2 separate regions of the Homo sapiens genome follow, and region 1 is linked to region 2. Evidence: chromatin loops called from intact Hi-C (ENCODE). Cell type or tissue: K562. All regions are shown on one strand. Each heading gives the region's core, and the rest is flanking DNA. Links, peaks and the distances in the headings are about the cores only. Region 1 has its middle 83 kb from the start of GCNT1. Region 2 overlaps PRUNE2 (prune homolog 2 with BCH domain).

Region 1 (12,257 bases), core at 3,617-8,616, 120 kb before region 2:
GAATCTTTTCTTTTTTTCATTTGGCTCCTTCCTTAGTGTTTACATTTTTTTATCATGTTCATGAAATTCTTTTTGTAATAATAATTTTAAAAACTAGTGCAAATTAGGCAGGGTGCGGTGGCTCACATCTGTAATCCCAGCACTTTGGGAGGCTGAAGCGGGTGGATCAGGAGGTCAGGAGTTTGAGACCAGTCTGGCCAACATGATGAAACCCCGTCTCTACTAAAAATACAAAAATTAGCCAGGCATGGTGGCAGGCGCCTATAGTCCCAGCTACTCGGGAGGCTGAGGCAGGAGAATTGCTTGAACCCGGGAAGTGGAGGTTGCAGTGAGCCGAGATTGCGGCACTGCACTCCAGCCTGGGCGACAGAGCACAACTCTATCTCAGGAAAAAAAAAAAATTGTTTAAATTAAAAAGAAAGGAGTACTTATTACCACTGAATTTTATACTTAAAAATAGTTAAAATGGTAAATTATGTATATTTGACTGCAATAGAAAGAAGAGAAAGAGAGAGGCAGGGGGTGAGAGGAGAAGTGGGGGAGAGAGAGAGAAGAGAGGAGAGAAAAGGAGAGGACAGAAAAGGGAACACAAGCTTTAGATTGATAAATATGGGACTAAAAACAAATGTGTAAAAATTCTTCTACTTTTCCTGAAATGGGTCTATTATTGATGTGGTGTACGCTGAAAAGAAAATGTGCAACTTGGACAATTACGAAGAACCCCAGTAGGCAAGGAAAGGCAAAAAGAGCAACCTTTGGTGACGGTATTTCTGGCCACCTCCTACTTTCAAGTTGACGATGGGGCTGGGCTAACAGAAGCCCCTGCCAGGCCTGTTTCCTGCAGAAGTCTGGACTTGGAGCCTCAGGAGGCTCCTCCAGGAGCTGCCAGGCTGGCAGCATGATCTATCTGGACTTGTGCCCACATTGTTCTTTCACTCGCTTTTCCATTCAAAACCGAGACAAAATAAAAATGTCCCAGACACCTGGGTCCCCTGTGTTAGAACTGGCACCAGAAAACTTTTCCTGGCCAGGTGCCCACCAGAGTGGAGAGGAAGGTCCACACACTAGGCCATTGAGGAGATGGACGCCATGCCAAAGCAGCTTGCACTGCGGCCGGCTGGAATTATCTAGAAAAGCAGGGTCCTGATCCAGCCAGTCGGCTGCAGTAAACCTTTGTGGCTTCACAGCTGTGCCTGATCTGGCTCGTGTCCCTTTCAGGCCTCGGCTTTTGACCTTCTCTGTGCCTGTCCAACAGGACTTCACTGTTTGGGCCTCACATCACTGCTCCTCCTGTGGGGAGAGAATAAGATTGAATGCAGACATTTTGACACAGCCTTAAAAAAAACTGTGATCAAATAAACATAAAATTTGGTAGAGCATGGAGACTCATGCCTGTAAACCCAGCACTTTAGGAGGCTGAGGCAGGAGGATCTCTTGAGCCCATGAGACCAGCCTGGGCCATATAGTGACCCCTTGTTTCTGCAAAAAAATTGAAAAAATTAGCTGGCTATAGTGGCATGCATCTGTAATCCCAACTACCCGGGAGGCTGAAGTGGGAGGATTGCTTGAGCCTAGGAGGTCGAGGCTGCAGTGAGCTGTGACTGGGCTACTGCACTCCATTCTGGGCAACAGAGTGACAGCCTGTCTCAAATAATAATAACATAAAAATTACCATTTCAGCCATTTCTAAGTGAACATTTCAGCGGTGTTAAGTACATTCCCAACATTGTGCTCAAGGTAGCCTTTTGATGCAGGGGACATGTTGAGGTAGGCCACTCAATGAAGTAATTTTCCCCCAACTTTTTATTTTATTTTTTTTGTTGTTGTTGTTTTTTCTTTTTGCAACAGGGTCTCACCCTGTCACCCAGACTGCAGTGCATTGGCACTATCTTGGCTCACAGCAACCTCTGCCTCCCAGGCTCAAGCGATTCTCCTGCCTCAGCCTCCCGAGTAGCTGGGATTACAGGCGCCCACCCTGGCTAATTTTTGTATTCTTAGTAGAAACAGGGTTTCACCATGTTGGCCAGACTGGTCTTGAACTCCTGACCACAAATGATTCACCCGCCTTGGCCTCCCAAAGTGCTGGGATTACAGGTGTGAGTCACTGCGCCTGGCCAACTTTTTATTTTTAAAAATTTTGAAAGAACAGACAGTGACCAACCATTCACCTAGATTGCCATTTGTTAGCATTCTCCTCCATTTCTCTGTCTCCCTCTCTCTCCATCTCTCCCTCTCTCACTGTGTCCTAGTTTGTTTTTGCTGAAGCGTTTGAGATTAAGTTGCAGGCATCATGATGACAAGTTACTGTTAAATCCTTCTCATGTATCTCCTAAAAACAAGGACATTCTTCTTCAAAGCCCTCAAGCTCTTGTTTTTGTTTGTTTTTACAGTTCAGGATCTAAAGATCACATCTCACTTAGTTGTTATGTTTCCTTAGTATCCTTGAATCTAGAACATTTCCCCAGTCTTTGTATTTGTGTGTGTGTGTTCACATGTATGTGTATGTGTGTTTGTGCATGTGTGTGTGTGTGTCTTTCTTGACATTGCCACTTCTGAAGAGCCTAGGCGGGTTATTTTGCAGAATATTCCTTATTTGTTTTTGTCTGATTGTTTTGTGTTTGGATCCAAGTTAAGTATTATTGGTAAAAAGGCTATTATCTTGACATTCAATGGTGTACAGCAATTCAATTCTGGTACTAACCACCTGGAGTTAGCGTAGATCCCACAAGCAAAGGACATAGTTCCCAAGAAGACTGCCTTCAATTGTCCACCAGAATGAACTCAGTCTCCAGCCCCCTCCCCCTTCCCAGAGGATGTGCTGGCTGAAAGTCCCAATCCTCTAATCATGTGGTTGGTCTTACAGATAACTAGTCCCCATCCTGAAGCCATCTGGGGACCCACACTGAGTTACTTCTTTTGCATAAACTCAGAGGTGATACATTTAATAAATGTATAACCAAGGGTTATAAAAGCTCCATAGCAAAAATCATGGATAAACACCAGACAAATTCTTTATTATACAGCAGCTATGATGGCCATTTTGTGTCCTTAGTTTATTACATCAGGAAGTCCACGATGTGTTTGTTCCATCATTGCTGAGGTCAAAGTTGGTGAGGTTTGTCATATTTCTTCATTGCAAAGATATTTTGTGTGATATTTTGAATATCTGATTTCCCAAAATCAAAATCTTTTCACTCAAATATATACACATATATACGTATATATACGTATATATATGCATTTTTTTTTTTTTCTGAGACAGGATCTTGCTCTCTCACCCAGGCTGGAGTGCTGTGGTACCATCATAGCTGACTGCATCCTTGAACTCCTAGGCTCAAGAGATTCTCTTGCCTGTGCCTCCCAAGTTAGCTAGGACTACAGGCACACACTCACCATGCCTGGCTAATCATTTTCATTTTTTGTAGAGACAGGAGTCTAGCTATGTTGCCCAGACTTGTTTCAAACTCCTGACCTCAAGAGATCATCCTGCCCCAGCCTCAAAAGGGCTGGGATTCCCAGCATGGGCCACCGCACCCAGCCTCACTCAAAGATTTTAAGATTTTTGAGAAGGCTGGGCGTGGTGGCTCACGCCTGTAATTCCAGCATTTTGGGAGGCTGAGGCAGGCGGATCACCTGAGGTTGGGAGTTCAAGACCAGCCTAACCAACATGGAGAAACCTCGTCTCTACTAAAAATACAAAATTAGCCAGGCATGGTGGCCCATGCCTGTAATCCCAGCTACTTGGGAGGCTGAGGCAGGAGAATCGCTTGAACCCGGGAGGCGGAGGTTGCTGTGAGCCGAGATGGAGCCATTATACTCCAGCCTGGGCAACAAGCGCAAAACTCTGTCTCAAAAAAAAAAAAAAAAAAAGATTTTTGAGAAATCCTGTCCTAACCCCCATCTCAAAGCATCAATGAATATTAATATTCATTGATAATTCTTGGCTGAATCAACTGTTGCAAACTGGTGATTTTCTAATTCAATCATTTATTCTCCATTTATTAGCTGGTATTTTTATGCAAAGAAGAAGTTTCTTTTTGCCCTGTTCCATTCCATTTAAAATTTTCAAGATATTGTAATGAACACATGGGTTCTGTTACTCTTACTATTTTTGTGCTCAGTTATTCCAGATTTGGCCAGTGAGAGCTCCTTCAGGGTGGCTCCTGTGTCCCACTTTGATCAGTTACTTACTGTTTGGCACCACATGATGCTGATTAGGTTATTATGATTTGGGACCACCTGACACAGGCTAAAAAATAAAGCAATCATTAGTCATTATATAGTCAGTAAGACAGGCTTCCTCTCTCCCCAAGATTTTTTTAATCACTGACCCCATTCTCTGGGGAAGAGGTCCCACATGAAGTGGCTTTTCTGGCTGTAGTGAAGGATGGGTGGGAATTAGACCAATAGATCACAAATAGAAGACTACAGATCGCTAGACTGGCTTGTCCAGAAAGAACTGTCAAGTCCAGTGATGACTCTAAGAATTTGGACTTAAGAATTTGGCTTCATGGACTGCACAGTAAAAACTATATATTTGTCTCAATAATAGCAGTTTGCTTTCCATTAATACAGCTTTTAAATGCATACTTCTTATTGCAGGCTTTCTAATTATAATATATATCAGATTTATACTCAGTATTGCAGGGAACTGTTGCAGGGATAAAGAGGAGAGAAGAAATTTTAGCTAAAAATGATTGCTAAAATATAGCAATCAGCTTATACAGTATTAAAATATAATACTGTATAAGCTGGATCTAAACACAAGTTGTAAATTATTCAAAACCTTCAAAAGACCCCTCCACTTCCCGGAGTATAGCAAATATATTTGCTAATGCTTTACTGCATTGTAGGATGCTGAGCAGCATCCCTGTCCCACACCCATTAGATACTAGTAGAACCCCCTTTCAGCTGTGACAACCAAAAGTATCTCCAGACTTTGCCAAGTGTGTCCTGAGAAGCAAAAGTACCTTTAGTTGAGAACCACAGGGTTAAGAGTAAAGAAGCTCTATTGCAGGCATCACTGGTAATAAAAAGAATACATTTACTTATTGATTGATTGATTGATTTTATTGAGAATTTTTTTGAAATGGAGTCTTGCTCTGTTGCCCAGGCTGGAGTGCAGTGGTACAATCTTGGCTCACTGCAACCTCTGTCTCCCCAATTCAAGCAATTCTTCTGCCTCAGCCTCTCGAGTAGCTGGGACTACAGGCATGCACCACCACGCCTAGCTAATTTTTGTATTTTGGGTAGAGACGAGGTTGGCCAGGCTGGTCTTGAACTCCTGACCTCAGGTTATCCACCTGCCTCAGCCTCCCAAAGTGCTGGGATTACAGGCATGAGCTATTGCACCCGGCGCAAAAAGAATAATTTTAAAATCAACACATTTTTGTCAAAACTGCAGTTTAAAAATATTCCCTAAATGAAAAGAGCTGCATCAAGGTGGCTGCCTTAAATTGTCTTTGCTTCAGACTGGTCCCTCACATCATGCATCACTCGCACCAAAATAGCCTTTCATCTTTTTGCCTCACTCCCCTATCCCCTGTCTTGCTGGCTTCTGCCTTGGATCTTGGCCTAAATGTCACTTTCAGGGGAATTCTTGGCACATCTGAGCTGGTTTTCATACACCTGATATATGTATCCAACACATCCTGTCCTTCTTTTGTTTATAATGCTTGTCACATTTGGAATTACCTGGTCAATGTCTATCTATCCTACTTGACTGTATGCTCAGTAAGAACTGGGGCACTGCTAGATTTATTACTACATCTCATAGGTTATATAGGAGTTAGGAAGAAATTATTTAGGCAGAGAGTGAGAGTAAGGAAGCCCTCCGTAAGGTTTTCCTTTTAATGAAAAGCAGCCCCCAAATCATTTTCTTTTCTAACAAAGAGCAGCCTATAAAATCGAGCTGCAGACACAGAAAGGCAGGCTAGAAGCTTGCACGGGTGAATGCTGGCAGTTGTGCCAATAGGAAAAGTCCACCTGGGACTAGGCATGTTCAAAATGGCAGTTCCAACTTCCCTCTTCCTTTCCAACCATGTGTGCAGTAGGGAGCAGACAACATGGCCTGGCCAAGTGGAAAGCTCATTTGCATAATAAGACTAGGGTTGGGTGTCCAGCTTCCCAGCGTGCTTTGTAAAGGAAGAACCTGCTCTAACCAATCTTTGGGCCCTATGTAAATCAGACTCCGCCTCCTCACGCCTGTCTATAAAATCCAGTGCATTCTGCTTTAGGCTGGAAGTTCCACGTGGGGGCTCTTCTTTCTCACAGGAGAGAGCTATTCTCCTTTCTTTTTCTTTTGCCTATTAAACCTCTGCTCTTAATCTCGCTCCACATGTGTCCATGTCCTTGATTTCCTTGGTATGAGACAATGAACCTCCAGTACTACCCCAAACAAATGATGCTGCTTCATAGGGTCTGACATTGAGTATATGCCAAATAAATATTTGAAATTAATTCTCTTTGATTTCAAAATTATTCAAATTTAAGGTCATGTATGCCATTATTCTTTTTAATTATAATTAATGCACTTTGACTCTTGTGAAAAAAGATGAGAAGACACATAAAGTACTCGTGAAGAAAATCAATTAACTGGGCAGGCGCGGTGGCTCACGCCTGTAATCCCAGCACTTTAGGAAGCCGAAGCAGGTGGATCACGAGGTCAGGAGTTCAAGACCAGCCTGGCCAGCATGGTGAAATCCCGTCTCTACTAAAAATACAAAAAATTTAGCTGGGCATGGTGGTGCGCACCTGTAATCCCAGCTACTTGGGAAGCTGAGGCAGGAGAACTGCTTGGGAGGCCAAAGCGGGCAGATCACGAGGTCAGGAGTTCGAGACCAGCCTGGCCAGCATGGTGAAATCCCGTCTCTACTAAAAATACAAAAAATTTAACTGGGCATGGTGGTGCGCACCTGTAATCCCAGCTACTTGGGAGGCTGAAGCAGGAGAACTGCTTGAAACCGGGAGGCAGAGGTTGCAGTGAGCCAAGATTGTGCCATTGCACTCCAGCCTGGGGAACAGAGCAAGACTCCATCTCAAAAGAAAAAAGAAAGAAAATAGATTAATTTGTGGGTCACGTTTGGCCACCTTCTTCCAGTTTGTGGAGGAAGCTACACAGGAGGCTGAGGTGGAAGGATCACTTGAGCCCAGGAATTTTAGTCCAGCCTGGGCAACGTAGCAAGATCCTGCCTCAAAAGAAAAAACAAAAAGAAGAAGAAGAAGAAAGAAAGAAATGGTACTGTATAAGCTGGATCTAAACACAAGTTGTAAATTATTCAAAACCTTCAACAGACCCCTAAACCCTATTTTTTTAATGATGGGGATAAAGCAATTTTTGAAACAAAGTCATTGAGAACTTCTGGAACAGGATACTTTGGACTGCAAATAACAGCCCAATTCAAGATGACCTAAACAGAAAGAAAATGATCATTATTTCACATAATAAGTTCAAAGATGAGTGGGCTCAGGATTGGATAACAAGTGGCTCAGTAACATCTTTGAATACCTGGGTTCTTTCATCTTTTCTGCCTGGCCACCTGCCTGTATTAGCTTTGTTCTCAATCTGGCTGCCTCACAGTGACAAAATGGCTGCCCTTATTCTAGACATTGCATCCAGCACATCATCAAGCAGAAAAAGGCACTGTCTCTTCCTTTGTGTTTCATTTTAAATTTAAAAAAATTTACTTTTAAATTTACATTTAGTAAAGTTCACTTTATATTGTAGAGGCCTTTGAGTTTTGACAAATATGTAGTAATCTCCACTGTTCAAGATAAAAAGCAGTTTTATTATCCTCAAAAATTTTGGGGCTGTCCTTTTGTAGTTAACCGTCCCTCCAGCCCTTACCCTGGCAACTACTGACTACTTTTTTGACCCCATAGCTTTGCCTTTTCCACAATGAATTCTTACAGCATATAACCTTTGGGGTCTGGCTTATTTCATTCAGCACAATGCATTTGAATTTAAACAACATTTTTGCTTATGTTTATTAATAGTTTTTTCTTTTTATTGGTGTGCAATATTCCATCATATGTAAATGGGAAGGGTATTAGTCTGTTTTCAAGCTGCTGATAAAGACATACCCAAGACTGGGTAATTTATAAAGAAAAAGATTAATGGACTCAGTTCCAAGTGGCTGGGGAGGCCTCACCGTCATGGCAGAAGGCAAAAGGCAAGTCTTACATGGCAGCAGACAAGAGAGAATGAGAACCAAGCGAAAGGAGTTTCCCCTTATAAAACCATCAGATCTTATTCACAACAGGGAAACCACCCCCATGATTCAGTTATCTCCCACTGGGTCCCTCCAACAACACGTGGGAATTATGGGAGCTACAATTCAAGATGGGATTTGGGTGGGGACACAGGCAAACCATATCAGTGAGGAAACCTAGTTTTCTCCCCACCCTTCATTGTTCTTAGTTGAAAGCTACCCCTGTAACAAAAAGTAGATTAACAAGAGAAAAAAGAAATAGAAGTTTATCCACATGCATACCTTGTATATATACATGGTTTCCCCATCTACCAAGGGAAAAATGGGTAAATCTCAAAGAGATGGCTTTGGGTTCAGGCTGACATACCATCATCCCCTAAAGGAAAGACAGAAGAGTGTGGAAGGAAGGCCAGTTGTGGGGAGGTGATCAGGAAAAGTGTAAACAAGAGCAAGGTGTTTTGCAGATGTAAGTCTAAGTGCCTTCTCCATTGATTAGAGCCTCCAGTGATTTTTAGTCATCCTTCTCTTCCTGTTGCAGAGAATAGAGTAAGACACCCTTGCAAATGAAAATTTCCTTTATAGATGTAAATTTCCCTTACAAAAAGCTAACTTCTGCTTTAGAGCTTCTCTTGTGACTGCAGTCTCTCAAAATAATCATTAAAATCATCCTCATGCCTGTTAAATCAAGTTTAGCCTAAAGCTGCCTCCTGACATTTTATGTTTGGCCTAAAGGTTTCTCTGTACAGAGTGAACTTTAACATAACTGGATGTGTAAATAGACTGTAACCTACTCTCGTGCCAATCACAAAGTTTTGGCCAATCAAAGGTGGCCAACTGTTCAAATAAAGCAAAGGCTAAGCTGTAACTAATCCAGCTGTTTCTGTACCTCACTACCATTTTCTGTGCATCATTTTCCTTTTTCTGTCCATAAATCTTCTTTGACCACAAGGCAGCTCCGAGTCTCTCTGCACTATTCTAGCTTGGGGGCTGCCCAATTTGTGAATTGTTGCTTGATCAATTAAACTCTGTTAAATTTAATTTGTCTAAGGTTTTTCTTTTAACATGCCAAAAAGACATATTTTGGGGTTGCATATTCTAGTCTCCTACAGTCATATTTTGGTGGCATATATTTGGTCTCACACATGGATAGATTAATTTCTTTTTCTATTTCCTAGTTCAATGATAGTTGGATCATTTCCAGTTTGGGGCAGTTATGAATAAAACTGCTATAAGTATTTGCTTATAGTATTTTTTTGTGTGTGATGGAGTTTTGCTTATGTTGCCCGGGGTGGAGTGCAATGGCATGATCTTGGCTCACTGCAACCTCTGCCTCCCGGTTCAAGTGATTCTCCTGCCTCAGCCTCCTGAGTAGCTGGGATTACAGGTATGAGCCACCATGCCTAACTAATTTTGTATTTTTAGTAAAGATAGGGTTTCTCCATGTTTGTCAGGCTGGTCTCGAACTCCTGACCTCAGATAATCCGCCCACCTTGGCCTCCCAAAGTGCTGTGATTACAGGCGTGAGCCACCGTGCTCGGCAGTGAACATAAATTTATGGGTTTGTGTCAACATAAATTTATGGGGAGTTTTTGGGTAAATACGTAGAAGTATGGTACATACTCTTACCATATGACATGGTACCAAGTCATATGGTAAGAGTATGTTTAGCTTTATCAGAAACTGCAAAAAGTGGTTGCACCATTTTGCATTCCTACTGTTACTGGCAGCAAATCCTTAGGGATCGGCAGCAACCTCAATTCTTGCCCCCTCAGAAGAAAGAATTCAACCCAAAAGGCATAAGGAATGAGAGAAGACCAAGACAAGTTTTAGGGCAGGAGTGAAAGTTTGTTAAAAAGCTTTACAAGAGAAATTAAAGGAAGTAAAGTACACCTGAAAGAGGGCCAACCCGGCAACTTGAGAGATCAAGGGCACTGTTTGACCTTTGACTTGGGTTTTTTTTTGTTTTTTTTTGAGACGGAGTCTCACTCTGCTGCTTAGGCTGGAGTGCAGTGGTGCCATCTCGGCTCACTGCAACCTCCACCTCCTGGGTTCAAGTGATTCTCCTGCCTCAGTCTCCCGAGCAGCTGGGGTTACAGGCACCCGCCACCATGCCCGGCTTATTTTTGTATTTTTTTTAGTAGACATAGGGTTTTACCATGTTGGTCAGGCTGGTCTCGAACTCCTGACCTGAGGAGATCCGCCTGCCTTGGCCTCCCAAAGTGCAGGGATTACAGGCGTGAGCCACCGCACCCAGCCTGACTTGGGGTTTTATATGTTGGCATGATTCTTTCTTGGGGTGGGCTGTCTGCATGCACGGTGGCCTGCTACAACATGTGCAGTGTATTTACTGGAGTTGTATGCATGCTTACTTGAGGTAGTCTTCCCTTACCCGTTGAATGCTTCTAGAAGGTCTTATACCAGTTAAACCACCATTTTGCCGCTTAGTGCTCATGTTTGAGCCCACTCGCCCAACTCCTGAGATCTTATCGGGAAGCTGCTGATCACGCAAGTTTTTTTCTGTCTACTGGGAGACTACCTTTCCCTGGCGCTAGCTGGCATCAATTATTATTTTAGAGAAACAATGTAACAGTCACCTGACCATCACCTGATGATTGCCTAACATTCCTGGTGGGGTTGGGGGAGCCCTCTCCTGCCCAGCTCATGTCTGACTAGCTACCCACTATAACAGAGCTAGCATTGTATACAAGTGACAATTGTTCTGCATCTTCAACAGCACTTAATATTATCATTTTTAAAAGTCAGCCATTCTAATAGATGTGTAATGGTATATTACTGTGGTTTTAATTTGCATTTCCCTGATGCAAACTGAGTTTAGCATCCTTTCATGTGCTTATTTGCCATCTATATACCTTCTTTAATAAAGATCTTGTTCAAATGTTTTGCCCATGTTTTTACTTTTATCTTTTCTTACTGTTGAGTTTTGAAAGTTCTTTATATATTCTGGATGTGAGTTCTTTGTTGTATATGTGTTTTGCCCATGTATCCTTCATAGCCTGTGGATTGTCTTTTCATTTGCCTAAAGCTACCTTTTATGAAGCAAAAGATTTTAATTAAAAAAAAAAAAAAACATAGAGACAGGGTCTTACTATGTTGCCCAGGCTAATCTCGAACTCCTGGGCTCAAGCAATCCTCCTGCCTTGGCCTCCCAAAGTGCTGAGATTACAGGCGTGAGCCAGGCGTGAGCCAGGCGTGCCTGGCCCAGGATTTTAATTTTGGTGAAGTCAAACTTATCACTTTTTCTTTCATTGATTGTGCTTTGGTTGTCAAACTGAACAAGTCCTTTCCTAACCCAAGCTCACAAAGGTTTTCTTCTAAAAGTTCTAAGTTTTCCATTTAGATCTGGGCTCCATTTTAAATTAGCTTTTTTTTTTATAACATAGGAGGCATAGGAAGAAATGCAATGTTTTTGCTTATGGATGTCTGATTTTTCAGCACCATCAATTGAAAAGATCATCCTTTCTTTGAATTTCCTTTGTCCCTCAGTCAAAATGGGTAGAGCTGATTTGTGTGGATCTGCTTCTGGACTCTACTCTGTTGCACTGATTTGTGTTTGTGATTTCATGTCTCACCAATATCAAACTATCTTGATTACTGCAGCTTATCACAGTAAGTCTTGAAGTCATAAGTATAAATTTATCATCTGTTTTTCTTTTGCAAAATTGTTTTCTCTAATCTCTTTCCTTTGCCCATCATATAACTTGTAGCATCAGCTTATCCATATATACAAAAAATTTCTGATATTTTGCTTGAGACTGTGTTGAACCTATAGATCAATTTGGGGAGAATTGACATGTTAATATTGAGTTTTTCCAATTCATAAGCTCACTCTTTTAGTTTTCTTTTAAGACTGAAAAATTGCTAAGAAGAGTGGTGTTGACATGACAGGTTTAAACCAGTGTTTTTGCCTTATGATCCATTAGTTGGCTGGGAAATGAAATTCAGTGAATCAGAGTCATCATTAGAAAATGAAATAGAAGAACCATACCAGAGCATAATGCACATTACAAAGGTGAATATTATTTCATT
Region 2 (12,257 bases), core at 2,340-7,339:
GTCACCAGCTCTTATGCCAATCTCGCTTGACATTGGTTCCCATAACATAAGTGACAATCTTATGTGTAGGCTCCCTCCTCTCATTGTAGTATGCATCTTCCCGCTCAGCTGCCTTTCATTTAATAGAAGCAGAGCTGGAGAAGTCATTTTTTAACCAAGCTTAAACTAACAAAACAAAGGTAGAGACATACCCTACTGTAGTATAATAAGAAATGTATTTGGTCTTTGGCCCTGGTTCCAGGCACAGAGGTCTTAAAACCCTTGTCATTTCCTAAGGTGGATAGTGTCAGAATTGAATTATAGGACACCCAGTTGGTGTTCATTAGAAAATTGCTTGGTGTGTGGCAAACAAAACAAAACAAAACCCTACACATCTGGTCACAGAAGTGTTCAGTGTGAGAGCAGAGTAGGAGAAAACAGTTTGTTGCCTTCACCTAAAACCAGAAATGACAGGATTCCTAAGCACGAAATATTTTGAAGACCATTTGGCATACCCTTCAACTCTGGAATTCTGGCTCTGGCCTTGTCCTGGAGAAATTGGCACTGTTCCCCTGTCAGTCATTAAGCTTTTTCTTTTCTGAATGGAACATCACCCAAACTCTGTTCTAGGTAATGGTTTTATGTATTACTTGAAAAAGGTTTCTATTGACAAGTAAGTTTCAACACTGAGTTTCTATATTTCAGGAATTTGCAGAGCAGTGATGTCCCAAAGAATTCTTTGTGATGATGAAAAGGTTCTATATTTGGCTATTGAGCACTTGAAATGAGGCTAGTGCAACTGAAGAAGAGCATTTTAAAAAATTGTTTTTAATTTTAATTAATTTAAATAGCCACATGTGACTAGCTGCTTACCATATCAGATAACCATAGCCTTAGTGCCTTTATCATTCAAAAGTACATTGTGAACTTGGAAGATTCAAATAAACATACTGTGGTTACCAAGCATATTTGGCCATAGAACATTTAGAAATAATTCTGTTACATGACTAGTATTTTGAAGAATGCATTTCAAATACTACGACAGAAAAGAAATGTAATTGCCTTCCTTCTTCCTACCACACTGTAGGCTTGGCTGAGAATACATGATTCAGGATCTTGGTATGATCCTGGAGTTGGTGTAATGCAAGAGAGTGACCCTGGAATACAGTGAGAGTCATATAAGTTGCAATTGAAAAATTAAATTCCTTTTTGTGTATGCCTTGGGTTGTAAACCCCTAAAATGTAGGGTAGTTGTTTTTTATTGTTGTTGTCTTGGTTTTGGTTTTGATAGTTAGGATACTGAGCATTCTTGATATCACATTTCCAATTTTAAACATTCTTACAATTATGTGTAAATGCGGAGAACTTAGACATTAGTCAGAATTTGGTACAATATACAGTAGCCAATTATCACAGGAACTGAAAACATTGGCAGATAAGGCTGTGGTCTAGGAGATAAAATGCAGCCCACACTAGCGAGCATCAGTATTCAAGCCAACTCTTAAATTAACCAAATGCAGCCTAACACCTTCATATCACACATTTCTTTTTTCCTCTCACTGTTATCACTGAAATCATAAGTTAGATGCACAGGAAATAATTCTTTCACTGAATAATGAAAACGTTGGGATACAGAATACCAACGAAGGAAATGAACAAATGCTGCTCTCACCAGGCCTCATGTCTGCAGCACTGGGACTCAGCACGCCCTCTTCAAAGGGGATGTCCATTCCTACATCCTCTGACAGTAGTCTGCAAAAAAAGCAAAGCAAAGCGCGTCAACAACAACTGTGTAAGACTTCATTTCTTTTGAAAAGGAAACCCACAGAGTCCAGGATAACATTTTCAACTCACTTAAAATAAACCATGTATGGGGACTGAATCCACTGTAAGTGGTCCCAAATTAAAGACTTTCTGCAGTTATGGTAAATGAGAAAAATGGACACCAATTTCACTTGCTTACATCAAGTCACTTCTGCTAGCTCACTTAATAAACACACACCAAGTGGGAAACTCAGAAATAGGAAATGCAAACAACTAATAAAATATACTTCGGGGACATTTAATATATATATATTTTTAACAACAGGGTCAATATATGTGCTTTGTACACATCTCTTACTCTGTAAATTTGAGTATTTTAATTAAATTCCCATGGACAGAGGGAGAGCATATTCTGTTGATCTCAGTTTTCATTTGTAAACTAGGGATATACACCTACTTCACCACGTTGTTTAAAGATTAAGCTACAAAAGTAAAGTGCCTAACACTCCTGAGCAGGCATAGACTGATGTTATTTTTCTTCCTTTTTTGAATATTTAAAGAGTCACTGTGAATATATGTTGGTGAAGATGGCTCTGGTCATGACTTCCCACCTCTTGTTTCTAATCAGTGCTGAGCCCACAACCATCTGTATTAGCACATTTGGTAAGAAGTGTAGGGAAACAGGAAATACCAAAGGCAATTGTGACGAATCTATATGTTCTTCTAAGAAGCTGACCACTGTTCACGATAAATTTCTCTTGATTTATTTTCATCCCTGGACCTTTGTTCAGTAAGACCCCATTTACCATAATATATATTTCTTCTCTGTGAGTTTCACGTAATTTCATTCACCTAGGGTGAGTCCTTATGATGTGGGCACTAACCTAATTTTAAACATGATAAACCTTTATGTTAAAGTTCTTAATTTAGTCCCCTTCTGCCTCTCTTACTGTACTTTGCACTATGTAACGCTGGATCTACCAAACCTTTGGAGTTTAATCTGCTTCTCCAGGATGCAAGTCAAATCCCCTACTGTCAATAAAGCACTATGATGAAAGAAAATAATCTGCACCCTTAGCGATTACTGCATTTGCTTCATTTATTCAACAAATATCTATTAAGTGTCTACTATGTGCCGAGGATATAGAGGAACAAAACAGACCCGTCTCATTCTCGTGGTGGAGTTGGGATGATGGAGCTAATACAATGACCCCTACCTTCAAAAACTCAGTGCTGCTCCCCTGGATAGAGGTAAGTGCCTGTGTACTTACCTACCAACTCCTGAGACCCCTTCAAAAGCTCAGCATCAGGGAGTTTCTTTGTCCACATTCTTCCTGTGGCTTTGACCCTGTGTGTTCTCTAAAACTAGACCTGTGCCCTGGTAGCAAAGGGGCATGCAAGAGGTTGGCATGTAAGACAGACAATAATGTATCAGCAGGAACAAGACAACCTGTGCCAAACAGAGATACACTATGATAGGTGGAATCAAACCACGTTATTCAGCAACAAAGATTGGGGAGGTATGCAAAGAGAAGATCTGCACCAGGCCCCAGTTTTGAAAGTCCTAGGACCTAGAGGGACAGATGTCTGGGTATCCCATGATCCTGCAGTTTTTGGAATTCCTTACAATGATCTTTGTCATTTTGTGTGTTCTCCTTGACATCAAACTTCTCGTACCTGTCAAGTAGCAAAATGCTGCTATTAAGAGCCACTGGGTTTAAATCTTAGTTCTACCACTTACTATGTTGGATTGAATTATTGAGCCTGAAATATTCTAAAGGCACATGTACATTATTTTTCTAGTTATCTGCCTAAGAGTCAACCTTGAACAAAAATAAAGATATCAGATTTCTATCTGCCTGACAGAGCACACAGGATGTGGGCCTTGGCATCAAAATAAATATGATGGTTTTAAAATAGATAGGATCAGCTTAAGTTTAATAGATTTTTTTAAACAATTGTGAATTATGGGCAACATCATGGAATAATTGCAGGAGTCCTGCCTGGATATGAGGTTTTAGTTCTGAGTTATAGTTCTGCTGCCAGTATCAACAAGCTGATTAACTCTGAGAAGATTAGTTGGCCATTTCTGTGATTTTAAAAGGGGATAATACCCAACATCACAGTGACTGTGGAGAATAAATACAATCCAAATAAAAGTACTCTGTAAGTCATAAAGCACTGTCTGAGTTTAAGGTATTACATACCCTCCACTTAAAACATAGTACAGGAGCAGTGGTTTAATTAAAGTATGTGTCATGGTTGGACAAATCATAATTAAGGTCACTATAATTTGGGCATTAGTCCAGGTAAAAGATAATCTTATTACTGCACAAATCTCCACAGAGCCTAGAAATGCTCCTCAACTCATTGATGTTAGAAAATAGAGCCTTTGCCTCTAAGTGCTCCTTTTCAACACAAAGCAGAGACCCTATGAAGAAGGCACAGATTTCTTCCCCCTGTGTTAGCATGCACCGGGGGAAGAAAAATGCTGAAGGCTGTGATCAGCGGATGACCCAAGGAGAGAGATTCACACAAACCCATGGATATTAAAGAAGGCTAGGCCGGGCGCAGTGGCTCACGCCTATAATCCCAGCACTTTGGGAGGCTGAGGCGGGTGGGTCACCTGATATTGGGAGTTCAAGAACACCCTGACCAAGATGGAGAAACCCCATCTCTACTAAAAATACAAAATTAGCTGGGTGTGGTGGCGCATGCCTGTAATCCCAGCTACTCGGGAGGCTGAGGCAGGAGAATTGCTTAAACCTGGGAGGCAGAGGTTGTGGTGAGCTGAGATGGTGCCATTGCACTCCAGCCTGGGCAAAAAGAGCAAAACTCCGTCCCACTCCCCCCCAAAAAGAAGGCTATAGGGACATGTTAGAAAACCCCTGGGACAGAGGGAAAGCTGAGCCAGAATAGCCTAGAAGCAAATCTAAGAGAAACCCAAGTCACGCTCTTTGTAAATACTTCAACCACATTCATACATTAAGCCCATAAACATTTGCAGAAATGAAGTGGCCAAACAGCAGTTGTTGACTAAGCAGGACAGCAGTTTTGTGATCAGTAACTGAAGCCTCTCAAGATCTGTTAGGTAACAAACCAGTCCAGTGTAAAGGTCTGTATTTTACTTTATCTATCTGTAGCCTCTACTTAATTTTGAGTTTCTTTATACAGAATGGAGCTAACCAAGAGGTTGAGGGAGTTGTAAACACAAGTCAGGCTGTACTATGGCTGAAACAGCTACATGTCTCCATCTAGAGGATGTATTAAAACTGCTTCATGGTTTCTTTGCTGGATGGTACTGTGACATTAACACCATGTGTGTTAGAAGATCAATGTATTATGACATATTGATCTTCACCAAGTATTTCTGGCTCTCTGCCTTTTGAGTGCATGGTAGTATTGCACTTTCCTGTCCCCTTTGAAGTTAGGGTAGCCACATGACTTGCTTTGGCTAATGAAGAAAGAGTGGAAGGGAGAGATGTCGCTTCTGAGCAGAAGGCTTAGGAGCAAGCGTGTGAGGAGCCACATCCTCTTCCCACATAGGTGGCTGTGGAGGGGCTCGGCCAGGCTGTGTCCCGAGTGCCTCTGATGAGCAGAGGCCTCGATGAAAGCTTGCTGGAAATGTAAACAAGAAATGAACTTTTGTTGTGTTTTGCCCTGAGATATTGTAGTTATTTGTTACCACATTACGATCTAGCCCATTCTTACTATATAGCTGGCCTTTATTGTTTCAAAGGGAATATTTGACTTATGCTATGCTCAAAAATTTATTTCCTGATTTGGGTAACCAATTTTCCACATTCTTAGCCCAGATTCATATTGACAGTAAATATCTTTACGTCTGGATTGCTAAAGCATCAAAGCATATAGGAACAAAAAGCTTGAAAAGACACTGAATGCTTTTAAATATTCTATAAGACTGAGTATTAATATATCACCTTTAGGGTTTTTGTCATAGCCTTTAATCACTTGCCAATTTACTTAACATTTTCTTTAGATTGACTTATTTTATTAAGGTTATTTTGAGAGGAATGTTTGTATCACTAGTGTACAGGTTGAGTATCCCTTATCCAAAATGCTTGGGACCAGAAGTATTTAAACCTTCCGACTTTTTTGGATTTTGGAATATTTGCATTATATACTACAAGTTGAGAATCCCTACTCTGACGATCTGAAATCTGAAATGCTCCAATGAGCATTTCCTCTGAGTGTTGTGTCAGCACTGAAGAACATGAATTTTGGAGCATTTTAGATTTCAGACTAGGGATACTCAACCATTATATGTAAACTTAAATCACTCACGTAAAATAAATGGTGAGTGATTTAAGTTACATAAAATAAATAACATATATAGAAAAAATTAAATATAATAAAAATAAAATAATACTATTAAATTTAAGTTAGAAACCCCTGGAATCTCACTCAGAGGTTTTTCCTCTTTGCTAAAAGAGAGATGTTAGGAAGTGTTGGCTAAGTCTGACAAGGTGTAAAGCCATGTATCATTAAAAATACAAGAAATGCTATATGAAATAGCATACTCCAAAAGTTACTAATACATTTCCAAGCTTAAAAAAATAAGATTAAGTCCACAGGTGCCAGAAATAAAGAGTTATTATAGAAGGCTGATAAAAACCTAGCACACAGGGTTCTTGCACTGGACACAGGACTTAGGGTCTCACAGCATAAGGGACCTCCTGGTGATGGAAGAAAGGCCTAGACCTGAACTTCTATATAGGGCTCTGGACCTTCAGGAACTTTCCCCTTAACAAAAAGGGGATGGAAAAAAACTCTCTCCTCTGGCCTTGGAGGTTTTGGGTAGAAAATAAAAAGCAACCAGTAGGAGCTGGAGACACTAGCTGTGGGCCGCTCATGTCTCAATTTATATTACCTGAATGATGTAGAAATGAATCAAGAAATTAAGATGAAAATTCATCTAGGATCACTGAACACCTAGGACCCTAGGGTTCCAAAAGAATCAGATGTGGGCCAGGCACGGTGGCTCACGCCTGTAATCCCAACACTTTGGGAGGCCGAGGCAGGTGGATCATGAGGTCAGGAGTTCAAGACCAGCCTGGCCAAGATGGTGAAACCCCATCTCTACTAAAAATACAAAAATTAGCCGGGTGTGGTGGTGCACACCTGTAATCCCAGCTACTTGGGAGGCTGAGGCAGAAGAATCACCTGAACCCGGGAGGCGGAAGTTGCAGAGAGCCGAGATTACATCACTGAACTCCAGCCTGGGCAACAGAGCAAGACTCTGAATCAAAAAAAAAAAAAAAAAAAAGAAAGAAAGAAAGAATCAGATGTGAAACCACTTGGTAGTGCTTACTTCTACAAGCAAGTTTCACTGGAAATCCAATTAGGTGCAAGAAAAAACTCTCTGAAAGATGAGCTCATATAAAAAAACCCTATAAACTACACTTGGGAAAAATACTTTGAGGCATTTCCAGGAGATGCAATAAATAGAAAAATTAGCAATAAAAGTAATAAAATAAAAGAATAGCATGAAAGAGGCCATAATGATTAAAGAATAATATCTAAACCTTTGTTGTGTTAAACCACTGAGATTTGGGGTTGTCATAGCAGGTAATGTCACCAAGACCTCAGTAGCCATTCTGCTTAAAAAAGAAACATCTAAAACATAATAATGCAGAAGTGTTGACAAGAAAGTGGTATTTTTAAAAAACAGAGAAATACTAAACACAAGAAAGCATTACAATATTATTATTATTTATCATTATTGTTAGTATTTTTTGGTACAGTCGTCCAGGCTGGAGTACAGTGGTGCAATCTTGGCTCACTGAAGTCTCCACCTCCTGGGTTTAAGCGATTCTCCTGCCTCAGCCTCCCAAGTAGCTAGGATTACAGGCACCTGCCACCATGCCCAGCTAAGTTTTGTATTTTTAATAGAGATGGGGTTTCACCATGTTGGCCAGCCTGGTCTCAAACTCCTGACCTCAGGTGATCTGCCTGCCTCAGCCTCCCAAAGTGCTGGGATTACAGGCATGAGCCACTGCACCTGGCCAGCATTACAGTATTAATGCCCAGCAAAACAGACTTCAGAAAAGGCATTATTAAGGCTAAAGAAAGTTATTATTTAGTGATACAAGGAATAATTCTTCAGAAGATGTAATAATTGAGAGCCAATGTGTTCTTAACAACATAGCCTCAAAATATGTAAAACAAAAATTGAAAATACATTATAAGGCAAAATAAATTTCATGGGGTAAAATCTGAGTATACCTCTCAAGAATTTATAAATTAATTTGAAAAGAAATATATAAGAATATGGCAGATCTGAACAATGCAGTAATATAGCTTGATCTAATGGAGAGATCTGCAGTCAATAAAAACACAGTTTTTTTTTTTTGAACTCACCAAAACTTACCATACGTGATGTCTCATAAAATACCAAAAGTCAACATCACATGTACTATATTCTCTGACTTCGGGGCCATACCTCTAGTTATCAATCACAAAAAGTCTCCAATCACAGTTTGGAGACTAAAAAACACACGTGTAAGTAACCAAACAATAAAGCCCTGCACATCCAAACTTGTGAAAGCAGCTAAAGAAGTTCCTAGAGGAAAATAAATAGCCTTAAGTTCAGATTTTAGGAAATAAGATGAACTGAATTAGCTAAGCATTCAACTCAGCCCAGGAAGTTATAAAAAGAAACATGCTCTTAGGTGACTTGATGCTATTTATGCTAAATCTTTGCACCTTCTCTAATGATCCTGAATACCACCAAATGGAGAAAGAACGGTGATAGAAATGGAAGTCTCCAATTTGAGAATGAAGCCCACGTATATTCGTAGATTGTGTGTTTCTGATACTTACATTTCTTCATATGGAAGGCTAATTGCAGTATGTGACAGAGAATGAAGGACAACAAATGCAGAACTTTTGGACATAAATGCACCTTCTTGCCTTTAGAACAGGTACAAAATTAAGCCCATTCTGCATTTTGTATTTTTTCAACGTATCTGAATCTGGAGGGATTTGACTGTTGTTGTAGGATTAGCTTTGCCTGAGATTAGGTTCTTTTTAACAGGAAATGAGCAGTGAGCCAAGAGCTGGCACACACATACCAGTAGCATTTCTAGATGGTAATGTTTCCTGACAGACACGGATATCCAGCAGCAGGTGGCACCCCTTTTCAGGAATAACCACTTTTACAAGATTGGCCACTGAAATATATACCTCCATAAAAAGTAAAGTAGCAGGTCATGACATGGGGTCCATTGTTCTTTAGAAAAATACTGACGGTTATGCTGATATATTTTGGGAAAATGATTACATAAAGAGAAATATCTCTTGTGTTAAGAGTTCCTTAATACTCTCCTGGCTTCTTTCTAGTCTATTAAGATCTGCTGGACTGATAAGGTTGCTGTCTCTAGAAACAGAGATAAAAAGAAAAAAGAAAACACAAACAAAACCTTTCATGAGGTGCTTGCCTTCCCTCGTTAAGAATATCAATTAGCCTATGGGCTGGAGGACTGCCATTTGAGGGTTCTTGTCTGATAAAGTAGGCTGCTCCATTTAAGCCAGCAGTACATGGCACCCTGTGAACCACAGAGTACTTATCAAATTACTCAAAGTAGGAGGTGAGACTGAAGCAGCACTGAGCTTCACACTTTGCCTAATCAAGCTAATCCCAAGACAGGAAATGCTACAATAGGAAGCTGGGGTCAAGCCCATGAAATAACGCTCTTTAGCAACAGTTCGCTAACCCAGCTGGGCCTCTCTCATCCTAGAACAGGTAAGCACTGTGGCCAGGCAGGGAGAAGCATCTTAGAAGCCAGCCAGCTGAAGAGAGATGAAGGAGGGAGGTGAGAGCTGGAAACTGACTGCACACAGTAGGAAGATAAGCGCCGAGCACTCGCCCAGACACCTTCTTTAGGGAATGTGCAAAACTGCAGAAACCACAGCTAAACATTCTCAGGTTCTCAGAGGTGGGGGACACGACGCAGCCTCCTTACCCAGGGTCAGATTCTAAAATTCTGCAGGGAGCAAAAAAATCACTTGTAGCTCAATGATCCTCAAACATTTTCTTGAATTGTTCCCTGAATAGAGTGTACATGGTTTTGCATGTCAATTTTTTTTTCTTTTTACAGTGAGGCTTAAACATGAAAATTTGAGGAACGCTGAGCAGGAATAGAAGGAAAGCCTACATTTTTATCATTTCAACCTCTTTGCTTTTCAGAGAATAATTAACTCCTTGGCTGTGAATGATGGATGCATGGAGAATTCTACCTCTTGCCTGCAGGCTATTTGCTAGCTTCTTTTAATATTTTTCCTATAACCTTAAGATCTATGAATAGATTTGTTTGTTGTGGAGAAGATTAAATTAGATGGCATAATCTCACATTGGAGAGGGGCATATACTTATTTAGGAAGTGAGTTTACAGTTCACAACCAGGATGGCTCAAAGGGATCTCAAACTGAACATGTTCAAAACCTAATCCCACATCTTCCTCTACGCAGATCCGCTACATCCTACCTTCTCTGTGACGACTTTGAAAAGTGTCCATGAATTCTTTGACACTCTTTTCAAAAGGTGGAGCCTAATTTCCCGTCCCTTAAGTGTGGACTGATGATTTGCTTCTAAAGAACAGAATAAGGTGGAATGGATGGTAGGTGACTTCTAAGGCTAGGTCCTAAAAAGCACTGTGTGCTTTGTTCTCTCTTGGGTCTCTCAGTCTGGGAGAAACCAGCTACCCTGTTGTAAGGACAGTCAAGCAGCCCTGTGGAGAGTCCATGTGGCAAGGAACTGAGGCTTCCTGTGAAAATCCAGGAAGGAACTGAAGCCTTCTGCCAACAGCCATGTGAACGAGCCATCTTGGAGGCAGATCCTGCAGCCTGGCTAATGTCTTGATGGCAACTTAACAAGATACCTTAAGCCAGAACCATCTAGCTAATACACTCTTGAATTCCTATTACAAACACTGGGAAATAATCAATGTTTGTTGTTTTAAGCTGCTAAACTTTGATATTATTTATTTTATTCATTTATTTTTTGAGACAGGGTCTTGCTGTATTGCCCAGGCTGGAGCGCAATGGAGCGATCTCGGCTCACTCCAGTCTCCATCTCCTGCGTTCAAGTGATTCTCCTGCCTCAGCCTCCCGAGTAGCTGGGATTACAGACGTGCACCACCATGCCGAGCTAATTTTTAGGAGAGATGGGGTTTCACCATGTTGGTCAGGCTGGTCTCCAACTCCCAGGCTCAAGTGATCCTCCCACTTCGGCCTCCCAAAGTGCTGGGATTACAGGCATGAGCCATTGCACCTGGCCGAGATTATTTATTATACAGCAATAGCTAACTAATACATTCCTCATCCTAGTGAATGTCTCTACATATCACCTGGGCACTCAAGCTCCCAAACTGGCATTCACTCTTACTTTCTTTTCTTTCCCACCATTTCTTCCTCATCCAGTTGGCCATCCAATCCTATAAATTTATGTCATCCTCTCCACTCCATTCTCACTACAAAAGCCTTAGTTCAAGTTCATTTTTTTCATGCAGAAACATCACCACCTTTCTGTTTACGATCGTCATCCCTACCTCCTCCAAATTATAACTAATATCCTTCTTCATCTTAACCTTGACACCACCTTCTTGTGTTTAAATCCTTTCAATTCACCACTTCAGGGAAAGAATTTGGCTTCAGAGAAGGGCTCACAAGGCCCTCTTGACCTGGCCCCTAAGCCCAGACTCAAGCCTCCTTTCTCATTCCCCACTCCCCACTTAGCCTTGCCAATCTTGCTGTCCTGTACTACTCAGTGTGGACATCTCCATCCTGGAACCTCGCCTCCATCCCACAGAATCGGGATCTGGGACCTCACCTCCACCCCACAGAGTAAGGTCCTGGGACCTCACCTCCATCCCACAGAGTGGGGACCTGGGACCTCACCTCCTCCCCACAGAGTCGGGTCATGTCCCATAGCACCCTGTGCTTACCTCACGTGGATGCTGCCATGTTCCTATGATTTCCTGTTTGAAATGTGTCTGCCCCCACTCCTCCCCACTGCCACCCTCTCCACACACACATGAATCTCCTGGGGGACAAGCACACCCAGTGCTTAGCACAGGGCTCAGCACATGGTGGAGATGAATGAGTCACTATTGAACAACACAGATTTAGACACGTGAAGGTGCCCTGCCCTTTGGGTAAAGTGCTCCTCAGAATGTCTCACCACATAGTGAAACTTGACCATAAAAATTATCTTCCAGGCCAGGCGTGGTGGCTCACACCTGTAATCCCTGCACTTTGGGAGGCTGAGGTGGGCAGATCACCTGAGGTCAGGAGTTCGAGATCTGTGGGCGGCAAGCCACCTAGGTGCCAAGGCAAAAGACTGAGGGCACGAGCTGTTTCAGTATAATAAAATATATAAAACAACAAGAATTATACTAGATCTAGATCATAGACATGATTATATATGAATATCATTAATCATTAGTTCGTAGCAATTACTCTTTATTCCAATATTATAAGAATCTTCACTCTAT

What was found. Hi-C counts contacts between places; a loop is a spot of excess contacts. Peaks named below come from ENCODE experiments on the same cell type or tissue, not always from the same donor. Only the 100,000 strongest peaks of a DNase experiment are listed, where the experiment ranks them.
Region 1: a loop joins it to region 2, with 4 times the contacts of the local background. A loop is called at or near these places in 4 of 110 quality-filtered maps.

What each region holds. Positions count from the first base shown.
Region 1 is chr9:76,536,370-76,548,626 of GRCh38, forward strand. No RefSeq gene overlaps it. Among named protein-coding and RNA genes, the nearest start is that of GCNT1, 83 kb to the left of the region's middle. In K562, for the core only: a CTCF peak has its summit at 6,255; a DNase peak (open chromatin) is centred at 6,142.
Region 2 is chr9:76,653,772-76,666,028 of GRCh38, forward strand. PRUNE2 (prune homolog 2 with BCH domain) reads right to left here. Exons shown (of 19, transcript NM_015225.3): 10 at 1,652-1,731. LOC105376095 (a long non-coding RNA gene) reads left to right here. Exons shown (of 12, transcript XR_007061586.1): 11 at 1-2,994; 12 at 9,864-10,768. Among named protein-coding and RNA genes, the nearest start is that of PCA3, 100 kb to the right of the region's middle. In K562, for the core only: a CTCF peak has its summit at 4,998 (motif pointing left); a DNase peak (open chromatin) is centred at 4,980.